Linked DNA regions of Homo sapiens: region 2 is linked to region 1. The links are chromatin contacts, found by POLR2A ChIA-PET in ENCODE. All regions are on one chromosome and are shown on one strand. The core of a region is the stretch at or near the end of the contact, and the rest is flanking DNA. Distances in the headings are between cores, read along the strand shown. Region 1 overlaps LOC105376478 (a long non-coding RNA gene). Region 2 holds the start of LYZL2 (lysozyme like 2).

Region 1 (6,723 bases), core at 3,717-6,216:
ACGTGCAGCCCACACTTTTTTTTTTTTTTTTTTTTTGACAGAGTCTCTCTCTGTCACCGAGGCTGGAGTGCGGTGGTGTGATCTTGGCTCACTGTAAACTCTGCCTCCCAGGTTCAAGTGATTCTCATGCCTCAGCCTCCTGAGTAGCTGGGACTACAGGTACACACCACAATGCCTGGCTAATTTTTATTTTTTATTTATTTATTTATTTTTTGAGACAGAGTTTTGCTGTTGTTGCCCACGCTGGAGTGCAATGGCACAATCTCAGCTCACTGCAACCTCCGCCTCCTGGGTTCAAGTGATTCTCCTGCCTCAGCCTCCCAAGTAGCTGGGATTACAGGCATGCACCACCACACCTGGCTAATTTTTGTATTTTTAGTAGAGACAAGGTTTCACCACATTGGTCAGTCTGGTCTTGAACTCTGACCTCAGGTGATCTGAGCACCTTGGCCTCCCAAAGTGCTGGGACTACAGGTGTGAGCCACTGCTCCCGGCAAAAATTTTTTTTTTTTGTAGAGACGAGGTCTCACTATAGTTTCCATGCTGGTCTTGAACTCCTGCACTTGAGGCCATTTTGGACCAATCATCCCAGGCAATCCATCAGATTAGAGTGAGCTCATGAATGACCCCAGCTGAGACCAGCCAAAACTCTGCTTAGCTGAGCCCCGCCCAAGTTGTCTGCCCATAGTATCACGAACAGTACCCTACTAGGTTTTGAGGTATTTTTTTTACACAGCCACAGATAACCAATATAACTAAAGGAACTGCTTACTGTTGAGAAGAACACAGATTATGCCAATGTAGAATAAAATCAGCAAGAGAATCAGACCAGAGCATCCATCCACTCAGAGTTCCTAAAGACTCAATAGAGCAGTGCTGGTGTTCTGTTCTAACATATCATCAACTTATTTTTCCTGAAAACCGAATGAAAAGAATTTCCTCAGTCATTCCAGTTTTGTCTCTGATCTCTCTTCTCCTTCTATTTTGTCTCTTCTGTTTCCAGTTTCTCTTACAGCAACTTGTACTTTTTAGATATGTTAACGCTGCACAAATTCCTTTCTACTTGGGGTAATACCAGTATGTTGAAATTTCCTATGCTCTATAGATGCTCTTGTAGTTCTTCCATATGTAGACCTATTATTTCCTCTTTTTCATTTCTTTTTTATTTTTATTTATTTATTTATTTATTTATTTATTTATTTATTTATTTATTTATTTATTTTTGAGACAGAGTCTCACTCTGTTGCCCAGGCTGGAGTGCAATGGCATGATCTTGGCTCACTGCAGCCTCCGCCTCCCAGGTTCACGCGATTCTCCTGCTTCAGCCTCCTGAGTAGCTGGGATTACAGGCATGCACCACCATACTCGGCTAGTTTGGTATTTTTAGAAGAGACAGGGTTTCATTGTGTTGGACAGGCTGGTCTTGAACTCCTGACCTCAGGTGATCCGCCCACCTCCGCCATCCAAAGTGCTTACAGGCGTGAGCCACCACGCCCGGCCCCTCTTTTTGCTTTCTTGAAGATATCCCTTAATTAGGAAAGAAAAATATTTAGATTTCTTAATATTTTCCTTAATTTTCTCCCAAGAGTTAAATATACAATTTTTATATTATAATAATTGTCTGAAATTATAGATATCATTTACACAAATCTCTGTATCAAATTCTGTCTTCAGTATTATAGGGGTGGTAATGTGATAAAAAAAAGCAGAATTGCATGGTAGGAAAATTAACTGCAGACTTCTTGCATATCAGTTATCCCGGAAAGTTCATTACCAAAATGCATCCTCCGTTTAAGACTCATTTTTTTTTTTTCGGCTAGGCACAGTGGCTCACGTCTGTAATCCCAGCACTTTGTGAGGCCGAGGCGGGTGGATCACCTGAGGTCAGAGTTTGAGACCAGCCTGGCCAACATGGTGAAACCCCATCTCTACTAAAAAAAAAAAAAAAAAAAAAATGAGCCAGGCATTGTGGTGTGTACCTGTAGTGCCGGTTACTCGGGAGGCTGAAGCAGAAGAATTGCTTGAACCTGGAAGGCAGAGGTTGCAGTGAGCTGCGATCACACCACTGCACTCTAGCCTGGGCAACAGAGTGAAACTTTGTCTCAAAAAAAAAAAAAAAAAAAAAAAAAAAGAAAGGAAAAAAGACTCATTTTATTCTACCTAAAAAATCTTGCCTCATTTAAACAAACTTTAACATCATGTGGCTCTTTTACATTCACGCATTCCATCACTAAATATTCATTGAGAATTTTCTATATATTTGGCTCTATGCTAGGCCATGAGAATCCAAATAGATTCTGCCTTCAAGAAAGAAAGATGATGATAGCAAAATGATATTAATTCAGGCCGGGTGTGGTGGCTCACGCTTGTAATCCCAGCACTTTGGGAGGCAGAGGCAGGTGGATCTCTTGAGGTCAGGAGTTTGAGACCAGCCTGGCCAACATGGCAAAACCCCGTCTCTACTGAAAATACAAAAATTAGCTCAGCTTGGTGGTGGGCACCTGTAATCCCAGCTACTTGGGAGGCTAAGTCATGAGAATTGCTTGAACCGGGGAGGCGGAGGTTGCAGTGAGCCGAGATTGTGCCACTGTACTCCAGCCTGGGTGACAGAGTGAGACTCCATCTCGAAATAATAATAATAATGTTAATTCAATATGCTAAGTATAATAGTAGGCATGTGCACATGGCCTTATGGGAGTCAGAGGCCTATGAGTGTGTTTGGGGTGTGTGCAAATAAGAAGGGCTTCCTGGAGGAGGAGATGTTTGAGTTAAGTGGTAAATTACAAGTAGGAGTTAGTTGTGAACAGCATGTGGGATGTGCATGGGGTGATAGGAGCAGGAGCACGTGAGCCAAAACGCAGTGCCCAGAAGCAGATGTATGCAGGAAGTGTGCAGTGTGGGGCGGGATGTGGTGGGAAGACCACGGACAGGGTGCACCTGGCCAGTGGCTGGAAGCCCCAGAGAACGATGTTGAGGAGCAATATTTTTTTTGTTTGTTTGAGACAGAGTCTCACTCTGTCACCCAGACTGGAGTGCAGTGGCACGATCATGGCTCACTGCAGCCTCGACCTCCCAGGGTCCAGCAACCCTTCCACCTCAGCTTCCTGAGTAGCTGAGACTACAGGTGCGCACCACCACACCCAGTAAATTTTGTAATTTTGTAGAGATGAGGTCTTACTGTGCTGCCCAGGCTGGTCTTGAACTCCTGGGCTTAAGGGATCCTCCTGCCTTGGCCTCCCAAAGTGCTGGGACTACAGGCATGAGTCACTACTCCTGGCTAAGGAATGAAATTTCATCTCCTAATGCATAAAGAGCCGTTGGAAGGTTTTAAGTGAAGCAATAATGATGTAGGATGTGATGGTGGATTTGAGGGGCAAGAACACTGACTGGGAGGCTGTTACCTTTGTATATCTGCTCAATTGGTGGTCACAATCTTTTTGGCATAGGGGACTGGTTTTGTGGAAGACGATTTTTCCACAGACTGGGGTGGGGGTGGTTTCAGGATGATTCAAATGCATTACATTTATTGTGCTCTTTATTTCTATTATTATTACATTGTATTAATAATGTACAATGTATTACATTGTATAATAATGTACAATGTATTACATTGTATAATAATGTACAATGTATAACATTAAGAATGTATAACATTATACATGTATATATGTATAACAATGTACAATGTATAACATTATACATGTATATATGTATAACAATGTACAATGTATAACATTAAGAATGTACAATGTATAACATTCTGTTATTATTACAATGAAATACTTATACAATTCACTGCAATGTTCAATCAGTGGGAGCCCTGAGCTTGTTTTCCTGCAACTGATTTAGGAGTTAAGAAGAAATTACTTAGGCAGATAGTAAGAGTATGGGAGTCCTCGGTAAAACTTTTATTTTTAGTGAAAAGCAGCCCCAAATCATTTTCCTTTCTAATGAAGAGCAGCCTGTAAAATCGAGCTGCAGACCTGATACTGGCAGTTGCGCCGATTATATTCAAGATGGCGGCTCCATCTTCCCTTCTTTTGTCAGCCACGTGTCCAGTAAGAAGCAGACAAAATGGCACTGATCAACTGGAATGGCCATTTGTGTGATAAGATTAGGGTGGGGCAACCAGCCTTCCCCAAACACTATGTAGACATCATAACTGATCAAACTAATCTATGAGCCCTATGTAAATCAGAGACTGCCTCCTCAAACATGACTATAAAACTCCACGCATTTGCACCAGCTGGTTCTTTTTCCCACTTGGAGACTCTCTTTTGGGCTTTCTTAGCATGAGGAAGCTTTTTCTCTCTCTTTTCTTCCTTTTTTTTTTTTTTTGAAATGGAGTCTCGCTCTGTCACCCAGGCTGGAGTGCAGTGGCCTTATCTCGGCTCACTGCAAGCTCCGCCTCCTGGGTTCAAGCAATGCTCCTGCTTCAACCTCCCAAGTAGCAGGAATTACAGACACTTGCCACCATGCCTGGCTAATGTTTGTATTTTTAGTAGAGATGGGGTTTCACCATGTTGGCCAGGCTGGTCTTGAACTCCTGACCTCAAGTGATTCGCCCACCTCGGCCTCCCAAAGTGCTCGGATTACAGGCATGAGCCACCGTGCCCGGCCTCTTTTCTTCTTTTTTCTATTAAACTTTCTGCTCCAAAACCCACTCCTCATGTGTGTCTGTGTCCTGAATTCCTTCTCAACCGAGACCAAGAGTCAAGGTATATACCCCAGAAAATGGAGCCATTTCACAACTAGAAGGTCCCATCTGGGGGTGATGGGAGACAGTGACAGATCATCAGGAATTACATTCTCATAAGGAGCATGCAACTTAGCTCCCTCAGATGTTCAGTTCACAATAGGTTTTGCACTCCCATGAGAATCTAATGCTGCCGCTGATCCGACAGGAGGTGGAGCTCAGGCAGTAATGCAAGTGATGCGGAGCGGCTGTTAATTCAGATAAAGCTTTGCTTGCTTGCTGCTGCTCACCTCCTGCTGTGTGGCCCAGTTCCTGATAGGCCAGTACTGGTCTATGGCCTGGGGGTTGGGGACCCCTGTCCTAGAGAATAAGGAAGTGAATTAGCGCAGTGTTAGCAGAAATTGAAAAAGAGGTAAGTTAGAAATGTTTAGTCTGCTAAACTGGCTGACTTACCATTAATTGGTGGGGGAAGTGTGAAAGGAAAAGAAAATCTCAAGACCCCAAACTCACAATGCCAAAGGGAAAAGTTAAGCTTGGGAACTGAGACAAGAGAAAAACAAAGCAAAACTGTGTTCCTTTCGTTCCCAAGGGATAGCTGTAATTTCATGTGCTGACTTTATCTTACGTAAAATGTAGATTTACTCAGCAAGATAATTATATGACTTTCCCCTCCCTCCTATCTTTTCACATGTAAAGTGTGGATTCAGTGAGTGCTATTCAAGGCCTCATGAGAATGTGACCACCTGGCTCATTGCCTATCCTACCCCCTTCTTTTTCTTCTCTCCTTCTCCTCCTGCCCACTCTTCCCCCTTTACATATTGAAGTCCTCAAAACTCTCCTTGGAAAAAAGCAGAGAACACAAATCCTATTGTAACTCGTGTTTCTTTTTTCCTGAGTGTTTCCTCAACCTCAGCAAAATAAACCTCTAAGTTGACTGAGATCTGTCTCAGACACTTTTTGGTTTACAGAAGTAAGGAAGAAGGAATTGCATGACTTCCAGGATCCAGCTTGGTGAGGGCGTGGACGGCAGAGCCCTGAGATGGGATCACGTGAAGACGAGCAGGGAACGTCAACAAGGGAGGAGACCTTGGCAATGCCTGCACAGCCCGCTCAGCCGCGTAGCAGAGCCCTCACAGTCGCTGGCTTCATGCGGTGTAGAGAAAGCTGGTTAAATTCATCTAACTGCAATTTGCCTTCCATGTCTAGTCTCCTTTTGGCCATGAGGAAGATAATCCAGCCGGCTAGGTATAGCTGAAATGTGACATAATCAATTACAAATTTGTTGATTTAGAGCAAGTGATAGATACACAGCCCAGAGTAAATTTCCCAGAGGCTCTTACCACTGTGGGGAGGACAAAGTCTCACTTCCTGATCAGCAGTGGCCAAGGGAGGCTTTTCTCTGCATTTGTGAGGCTGTGATATCTTTCATGCACTCCTTTGAAAGTGCTCACCAGCACGATGGAACACATTAGCTTAAATATTTCTCTTCACAGGTTGCTGTGTCTTTTAACGTAGGCAACTCTTCATGTAAATGCTAGTTAGAAAAGAGGTTTTGTTTTGTTTTTCAAGAAAAGTTGCTTTAATTAAATAAAGGACAGGAAGTTCCTTCCTGAATGGTTACAACCCCGTGGATTATACAAGCAATGTGCTGATTACAAACCGCCCCTTTGCCAGTTCCGCTACAGTTACCAGAATCCTTGTTAAATAACATTCTCCCAAAAAAGATGTGAGGAAATTAAACAATGAAGCTATAAGAATTGAACAGACAGAGAGAAACAAAATGAATATGAAACTTTTTATGCTTCTTCACTTTTAGATAACATGTGTACACCTTTCTCCATAAAATATATATTTTTATTTTTTCAGTTTTATTTATTATTGTTATTATTATTATTATTTTTGTAGAGACGGGAGGGGGTTCTCACTTTGTTGCCTAGGCTGGTCTTGAACTCTTGAGCTCAAGTGATCCTCCTGCCTCTGCCTCCTGAAGTGCTGGGATTACAGGTATGAGTCACCACACCCAGCTG
Region 2 (7,255 bases), core at 1,908-4,407, 76 kb after region 1:
GGGGCAGGGGAGGAAGGAGAGGAGACCCAGAGAGCCACAGTTAGGCCAGCAGCCACCCCTGGGTGTGGTGAGGGCAGAGCAGGGGTAGTTGGGGAGACACAGCAGGGAGTGTAGCCAGGACCTTCAACATCTCAGGGGAAAGGTCAAGGACAGAAAGAGAGCAGGAAAGAAATAATCTCACAGTTTCCAAGGCTGAAGCCCCAGTAATTGTCCAGGCCAGCCCTCGAGAATATTTTTGCCAGTTTGCAACGAGTGTAGATTTTGGACTCGGCGCCTGTGACCAGGCAGCCAATGAGGGTCAGAATGCCCGCAGCCTTCATCCTCAAAGCCTGCCGGAGACAGAACCTGCCAAAGAGCCGGAGAACAGGTCAGACGATCTTGATTCAGGAACTTCGAAATCCAGCATCGGTGACTGTGCACAGCCCTGCCTAGATGCTGCCTGTCACTTTGGTCATTCAGTGCCACCATCAGGGAAAACCGGCCACTCTACGGTCCAGGGAAGGAATGTGACTGCAGGCTGTCTCCTTAATGCTTTTCCATACAGTAACTTTCAAGTCAATGCTGTGTTCTCAGGGTTAAGTAAGTGAAAAAATTAACCTTCCTTAATACACATCCAGGTGAAAACCACAAGGGGCATTTTTAGGATTTCTATTTTAATTCTATGAATGAAAAATAGAATACAGGGGTGAAACATTCCCTATACTGCTGACCCTTGAACATCATGGGTTTGAACTGCGTGGGTCCATTTATCCGTGAATTTTCTTCTGCCTCTGCCACCCCGAGACAGCAAGACCAACCCCTCCTCTTCCTCCTCCACCTCAGCCTGCTCAGTGTGAAGACCACCAGGATGAAGCCCTTTATGATGATCCACTTCCACTTAACAAATAGTAAATATAATATAATAGTAAATATTTACTATTAACAAATAGTTAATATTTACAAATAGTAAATATATCTTCTCTTCCTTATGATTTTCTTAATAACATTTTCTTTTCTCTAGCTTACTTTATTGTAAGAATCCAGTATAGACATAGAACGTACAAAATATGTGTTTATTGGCTGTTCATGTTATTGGTAAGGCTTCCAGTCAGCAGTAGGCTATTAGTCGTTAAGCTTCTGGGGAGTCAAAAGTTACATGCAGATTTTCAACTGAGCAGGCATTGGCACCCCGACCCCTACATTTGTTCAAGGATCAACTGGGTGTGTAGAAACAGACACCCCATTTCAGCCAGAGATGAAATACACGTGGACCTGAATGGAAAACTTTAAGATTCATCGTCTAGGCCAGGCGCGGTGGCTCACGCCTGTAATCCCGGCACTTTGGGAGGCCGAGACGGGCGGATCACGAGGTCAGGAGATCAAGACCATCCTGGCTAATGCGGTGAAACCCCGTCTCTACTAAAAATACAAAAAAATTAGCCGGGTGTGGTGGCATGTGTCTGTAGTCCCAGCTGCTCGGGAGGCTGAGGCAGGAGAATGGCGTGAACCCAGGAGGCTGAGCTTGCAGTGAGCGGAGATTGCGCCACTGCACTCCAGCCTGGGCGACAGAGCGAGACTCCGCCTCAAAAAAAAAAAGATTCATCGTTTGGGGGTTTATTGAAGGGTGAAGATTAAGCACCTAATCTTTCCTTTTCTTTTCTTGATGCATTTCAAAATGTGGGAGCATTGCTTCCAAAGTACTAGTGTTTTATCTTAGATTGCAAATGCATTGCTTTGCTAAGCTTCACAACCAGTGCTCCGGGCGGCCTCCTAAAAGTCTGGCACCTGACTGGGGAGCAAGAGGGATGGAGGACAAAGCCTCATGAAAGGAGGAAAGCACCTGGGGGAGCAGAGGGACAATAAAGAGGCCCCCATAGAATCGTCTGAAATGGGAGTAGGATCAAGAGCGCTGTCTCCTGCTGCCTACTGATTTTCCACAATCTCCTCCCCTCTTAAAATAATGTCTTCCCCAAACACAACAGCCTTGCTGGGATGGGGTGAAGTGAAATTTCTGACAACTACTCGGGATCCTGAACTTGATGTTCTTACATATGTTCATCCCGTGTCATTTTCTGCACTTGCCTGGAAACTTCTCTAGTCATTAGTTTCTCTCCCTGGGGCTGGATTCCTGCATTGAAAGGCTAGGCCCAAAACAGGGATAAGTAGTCATCAGCAAGGCCACCGCACCGAGTAACAAGCAGGGCTTTAAGGTGACTAAGCAATAAGATAAGGAACTGCATTGCATGAGGGGCATGTACATTACAAACGTGAATAGCAAGCGTGGGCAAACCAGGCCCGCTTTTGTATGTAAAGTTTTATTGAAACATAGCTACTCTCATCATTTGGTAATATATTGTTGGTGGCTGATTTCCTGCTGCAGTGGCAGAGTTGAGTAGCTGTGTTAGAGGCTGTATAGACCACAAAGCCTAACATATTATTATCTGGCCCTTTTCAGAGAGATCATGCCAGTCCGTGGTGTACAGCATTGTGCTAAGCTGTGAGGGACAGACAAACGAGGTTTAAGATGCAGAGCTTAGGCTGGGCATGGTGGCCCACACCTGTAATCTCAGCACTTTGTGAGGGTGAAAAGGGCAAATTGCTTGAAGCCAGGAGTTTGAGACCAGCCTGGGCAACAAAGGTAGACCTCTGTCACTACAAAATACACAAAAATTAGCCAGGCATAGTGGTGTGTGACTGTGGTCCCACCTGTTTGGGAGGCTGAGGTGGGAGGATCTTTTAAGGCTGGGAGGTTGAGGCTGTTGTGAGTTGTGATTGTGCCACTGCACTCCAGCCTGGGCAACAGAGTGACATCCTGTTTCAAAAAAAAAAAAAAAGATGCAGAGCTTACAAATAAGGTTGGTTTCCATCCTCTGCCTTAGAATGTTAACTGATCTCAAACAAGTCAAAACAAAACCCGTAGCAATGATAACCCCAAGCATCATGTTCTACATCCTTCAAGAACCTGCCATTGCTGGTTCTCAGGGACAGGTGGCTTCATAAGAGTAATTTAGGTCTTACTGAAAAGGCAGATTCCTGGTGCCTGCCGCAGAGGCTGACTTCTCAGTTGAGTCTGCGGAAGAAACACTGCTCCACTTAGTCGGTGACAGGCAGCTCAGGGGAGCGTCCTGCATCCCCTGAAGCCATGTCTGATTCTAACAAGGCTCGAGTAATCCTTTCCTAGCTCAAGAACCTTTCTTTAGAGTGTTAGAGAAAGAAAAATTCTTAGTCCTTTGTTTCTCACCACCTAGAGATGCTAGAATTCTACTTCTTGGCACTAAAAGCTATATCATCCTGCACGCTTGTGTTCTGAAGCAGGTGCTAACTCTCTTCTGGGCCTTAATACCTCTCGTTTTTTCTCTTTTCCTCTCAACAACTGTCCTCACTACACAACTTGGCCAGGGCCTCCCGTCCAAGTGAGAGCTCTTCTCTAAGGCAACAGTCTGCAAACTTTATCACAAATTCCATTAATAAAGTTAAGCATGTATCCTCTTTAGATGTATATTAAATTATAAATCACACTTCTGTACCTCTGTACTAATATGCTACATAAATTATCAACATACACAAAACTAAAATCTGAAAATGAATGAGAGGTGAAATTAACATTAAAAATTAATTAACAGCACATTTCTTTGCTATAGTTATATTGTTAATTAATAAAATATTGTCAAAGGAGGGCCACAAAAGAAATAAAAAATTTTTATGTATAATTAACATGATTTCATTGTTTTTTAAAAATTTGGCTTAACACTTTGTGACTCAATAAAGAGCTAGTTTGAAGGTCCATTTATTTCTGTGTTCAGATTTAATGACACATTTGAAATGAATTCTCATTGGAATATGTAGATCTCAGTATAAGTTTGTTGTTAGTTGTACCTAACTAATTATTGTATTTTATTAAATTCCATCTGCAAATAATGCAAAGATCTTGTTGAAATCTAGTTTTAAGTTTATATAGTATTACATTGTGTAGATATAACATATTTAGCCAATTCCATATTGACTCACACTTAAGGTATTTTTTTCTTCTATGATAAACATATTACAATTAGTAATCTTGTACATTTGTCATTTGTACATTTGCAAGAATATCTGTAGGATACATTCCTGGAAATTGAATTGCTGGGTTAAGGACTGTAATTTTGTAATTTTGCTAGATATTGCCAAATTGCCTTCCACGTGGGCTTGTATGACGAAGATGGCTAGCATACCCTATTACCAAAGGTTAAGATATTTGCTAATATTAGAGATGAAACATAATTTGTCAGCAAAGTTTCAATTTCAGCTTCCCTTATTTCAAGCTGTCTGAGCATCTTTTCTTATCTTCAGAAGCCATTTGTGGACTTTTTTCTCTCTCTCTCTCTCTTTTTTTTTTTTTTTAATTGAGACAGAGTCTCCCTCTGTTGTCCAGGCTGGAGCTCAGTAGTGTGATCTCGGCTCATTGCAACCTCCACCTCGCAGGTTGAAGCGATTCTCGTGCCTCAGCCTCCCGAGTAGCTGGTATTACAGGCATGTGCCCCCACGCCCAGATAATTTTTGTATTTTTAGTAGAGATGGTGTTTCACCATGTCTGCCAGACTGGTCTCAAACTCCTGATCTCAAGCAATCTGCTCGCCTCAACCTCCCAAAGTGCTGAAATTATAGGCATGATCCACGGCATCTGGCCTGTGTGCTTTTTCTTGTGAATTGTCTATAATACGAGAAAATACATAGGTTTTTCTTCAAACATCTTTTTCAAAGTGCTTTGAAATAGGAATTTTATAGTCAATGAGAAAATAGAGACAGATTGTCTTTTTTTTCAAAAATGCTTGTTTAGCAAGTTTTCGGATACATAGTAAATATACAAAAGCCATTTCTATTCTTATATACTAGGAATCAAAATATTTTAGATTCTTCTAAAATAAAAAATATCATTTACAACAGCACACACAAGAATATGACGTACTTAAATGTAAACCTAACAAAATCTGTGCAGGATATATATTCTGACAACTGTAAGACAGATGAAAAACTAAAGAAGACCTAAGTGGAAAAGAAATACCATGTTCCTGAATTTAAAAATTCTATGTTGTTAAGATTTAATCTATAGATTTAATGGAATTCCAATTAAAATCCCAGAAAATTGTTTTGAAAATATCAATAAGATGATCTTAAAACTTATACGGAAGGGCAAATGGACTACAATAAACAAAACTATTCAGAAAAAGAACAAAATTGAAGGACTCATTCTACATGATTTTAAGACAATATAAAGCTGTAGTAATCAAGAGAGAATGATATTGGTGGGAAGATAGACCCATAGACCAGTGGAACAGAAGAGAGAACCCAGAAATAGATCTATGAATATTTAGTCAACAACATTTTTTATAAAGATGCTAATTAAATTCAATGGAAAAATGATGTTCTTTTCACCAAATGGTACTAAAATAAGACTGTCTATGCTCAAAACACATGTTCAAAACCAACAAAATAAAAGAAGGCATATTGAAGAATACATACCTTATATCTCATATAAAAATTAATCTAAAATGGATCAAAGACATAAAAGTAAAAAATGAAACTATGAAATTCTATAAGTAAACATAGAAAATCAGCAGGACTTGGGTTTGGCAATAACATTTTAGACACAACAACAAAAGCACAATCCATGAAAGAAAAAAAAAACGTTTAGTTGGACTTGATCAAAATTAAAAATGTTTGCTCTTTGAAAGACACTGTTAAGAGAATGAAAAGACTAGCTACAGACTGGAAGAAATATTTATAAATCACATGTCTGATGAAAGCCTTGTATTCAGAATATATAAAGAACTCTTAAAATTTTACCATAAGCAAACATATGACCCAATTAAAAAATGGGCAACTGATTTAAGCAGACGCTTCATCATATAAGAAATCCAAATGACAAATAAGCATATGAAAAGATGATCAATATCATTGTCACCAGGGAAGTATAAATTAAAACCACAATTAGATATCACTTCTCACTGATTAGAATTGCTAAAATCAATCAGACGACACCAAATGATGATGAAGACAGAGAACCGTAAGAATTCCCATTTATCACTGGTGGAAATGCAAAGTGGTACAGTCACTTTGGAAAACGGTTTGGCAGTTTCTTATAAAGTTAAACACAGACTTATATAAATCAACAATCACACGCCTAGGTATTTAATCAAGTGAATCAGAAACTTACGTTCACACAAAAACAAGCTAACCAATGTTTATAGCAACTTTATTCATAATCACTAAAAAATGGAAGCAACCAAGATGACCTTCAACAGGCAAATATATTTAAAAACCGGGATCTAGCCATACAATGGAATACTACTCAGCAATGAAAGGAATGAGCTATTTGATTCCTGCAACAATGTGGATGAATCTTAAATGCATTTTGCTAAATAAAAGAAGCCAGACCCAGAAGACTACATGTTATATAATTCCAGGCGTATGACATTATGGAAAAGGCAAAACTGTGGGGATGGAAAACAGTTCAGTGATTGTCAAAGATTAGAGGAGAAATCAGCTAAAAAGGGACCACACACGTTCTATTTTAGGTCATTGGAACTGTTCTCTATGGTACTGAGGTAGTTGATACACGGCTTCATGAATTTGTCAAAACCCATAGGCGCATACACCACAAAGGGGGAGCTTCATTGTATGCTAATTTAAAAACTCATCCAGGATGTTGAGGGATACCAGGATAGAATTTAATCTGCGACAAAAAGACCTAACTGTATTACAAATGTATGACATACATTTGCTGAAGGAGTATGAAAAGAGCCACTGATCTAGGTAACTTTGGAAAACAGTGTTTTGACTGGATATTTAAAGTCTAAAGACGAAACAATCTGTACATAAACACTGTATTCCAGTTGGTGAATTTCTTTCTCATAGGGGTAAATGTTAACAATTCTTTTTTTTTTTTTTTTTGAGACAGAGTCTCCATCTGTCACCCAGGCTGGCGTCCAGTAGTGAGATCTCGGCTCACTGCACCCTCTGCCTCCCAGGTTCAAGCGATTCTCCTGCCTCAGCCTCCCCAGTAGCTGAGATTACAGGCATGCACTCCCACACCCAGCTAATTTTTGTATTTTTAGTAGAGACGGGGTTTCGTCATGTTATCCAGGCTGGTCTTGAACTCCTGACCTCAGGTGACCCAGCCGCCTCGGCCTCCCAAAGTGCTGGGATTACAGGCATGAACCACCATGCCTGGCCAGTGTCAGCAATTCTGAAACTACTTTACATATAAACAAATGAAGAAAAGCATTGCAGACGATGG

The links. ChIA-PET counts read pairs that join two places held with the same protein, here RNA polymerase II (POLR2A).
Region 2: POLR2A ChIA-PET joins it to region 1 with 12 read pairs in Panc1. The contact joins the promoter of LYZL2 here to the enhancer-like site in region 1. POLR2A ChIA-PET finds 5 or more read pairs at or near these places in 2 of 52 experiments (Panc1 and activated T-cell).

Annotation. Positions count from the first base shown.
Region 1 is chr10:30,548,290-30,555,012 of GRCh38, forward strand. LOC105376478 (a long non-coding RNA gene) reads left to right here. Exons shown (of 2, transcript XR_007062102.1): 2 at 5,665-6,319. Among named protein-coding and RNA genes, the nearest start is that of LYZL2, 78 kb to the right of the region's middle. RefSeq lists an enhancer at 4,482-5,094 and a silencer at 5,571-5,865. Within about 2 kb of position 4,967, at least 26 of the 41 ENCODE cell types and tissues checked have a DNase peak (open chromatin) inside an H3K27ac peak, as active enhancers do.
Region 2 is chr10:30,626,596-30,633,850 of GRCh38, forward strand. LYZL2 (lysozyme like 2) reads right to left here and starts at 3,158. Exons shown (of 5, transcript NM_183058.3): 1 at 2,998-3,158; 2 at 182-345. The coding sequence starts at 320.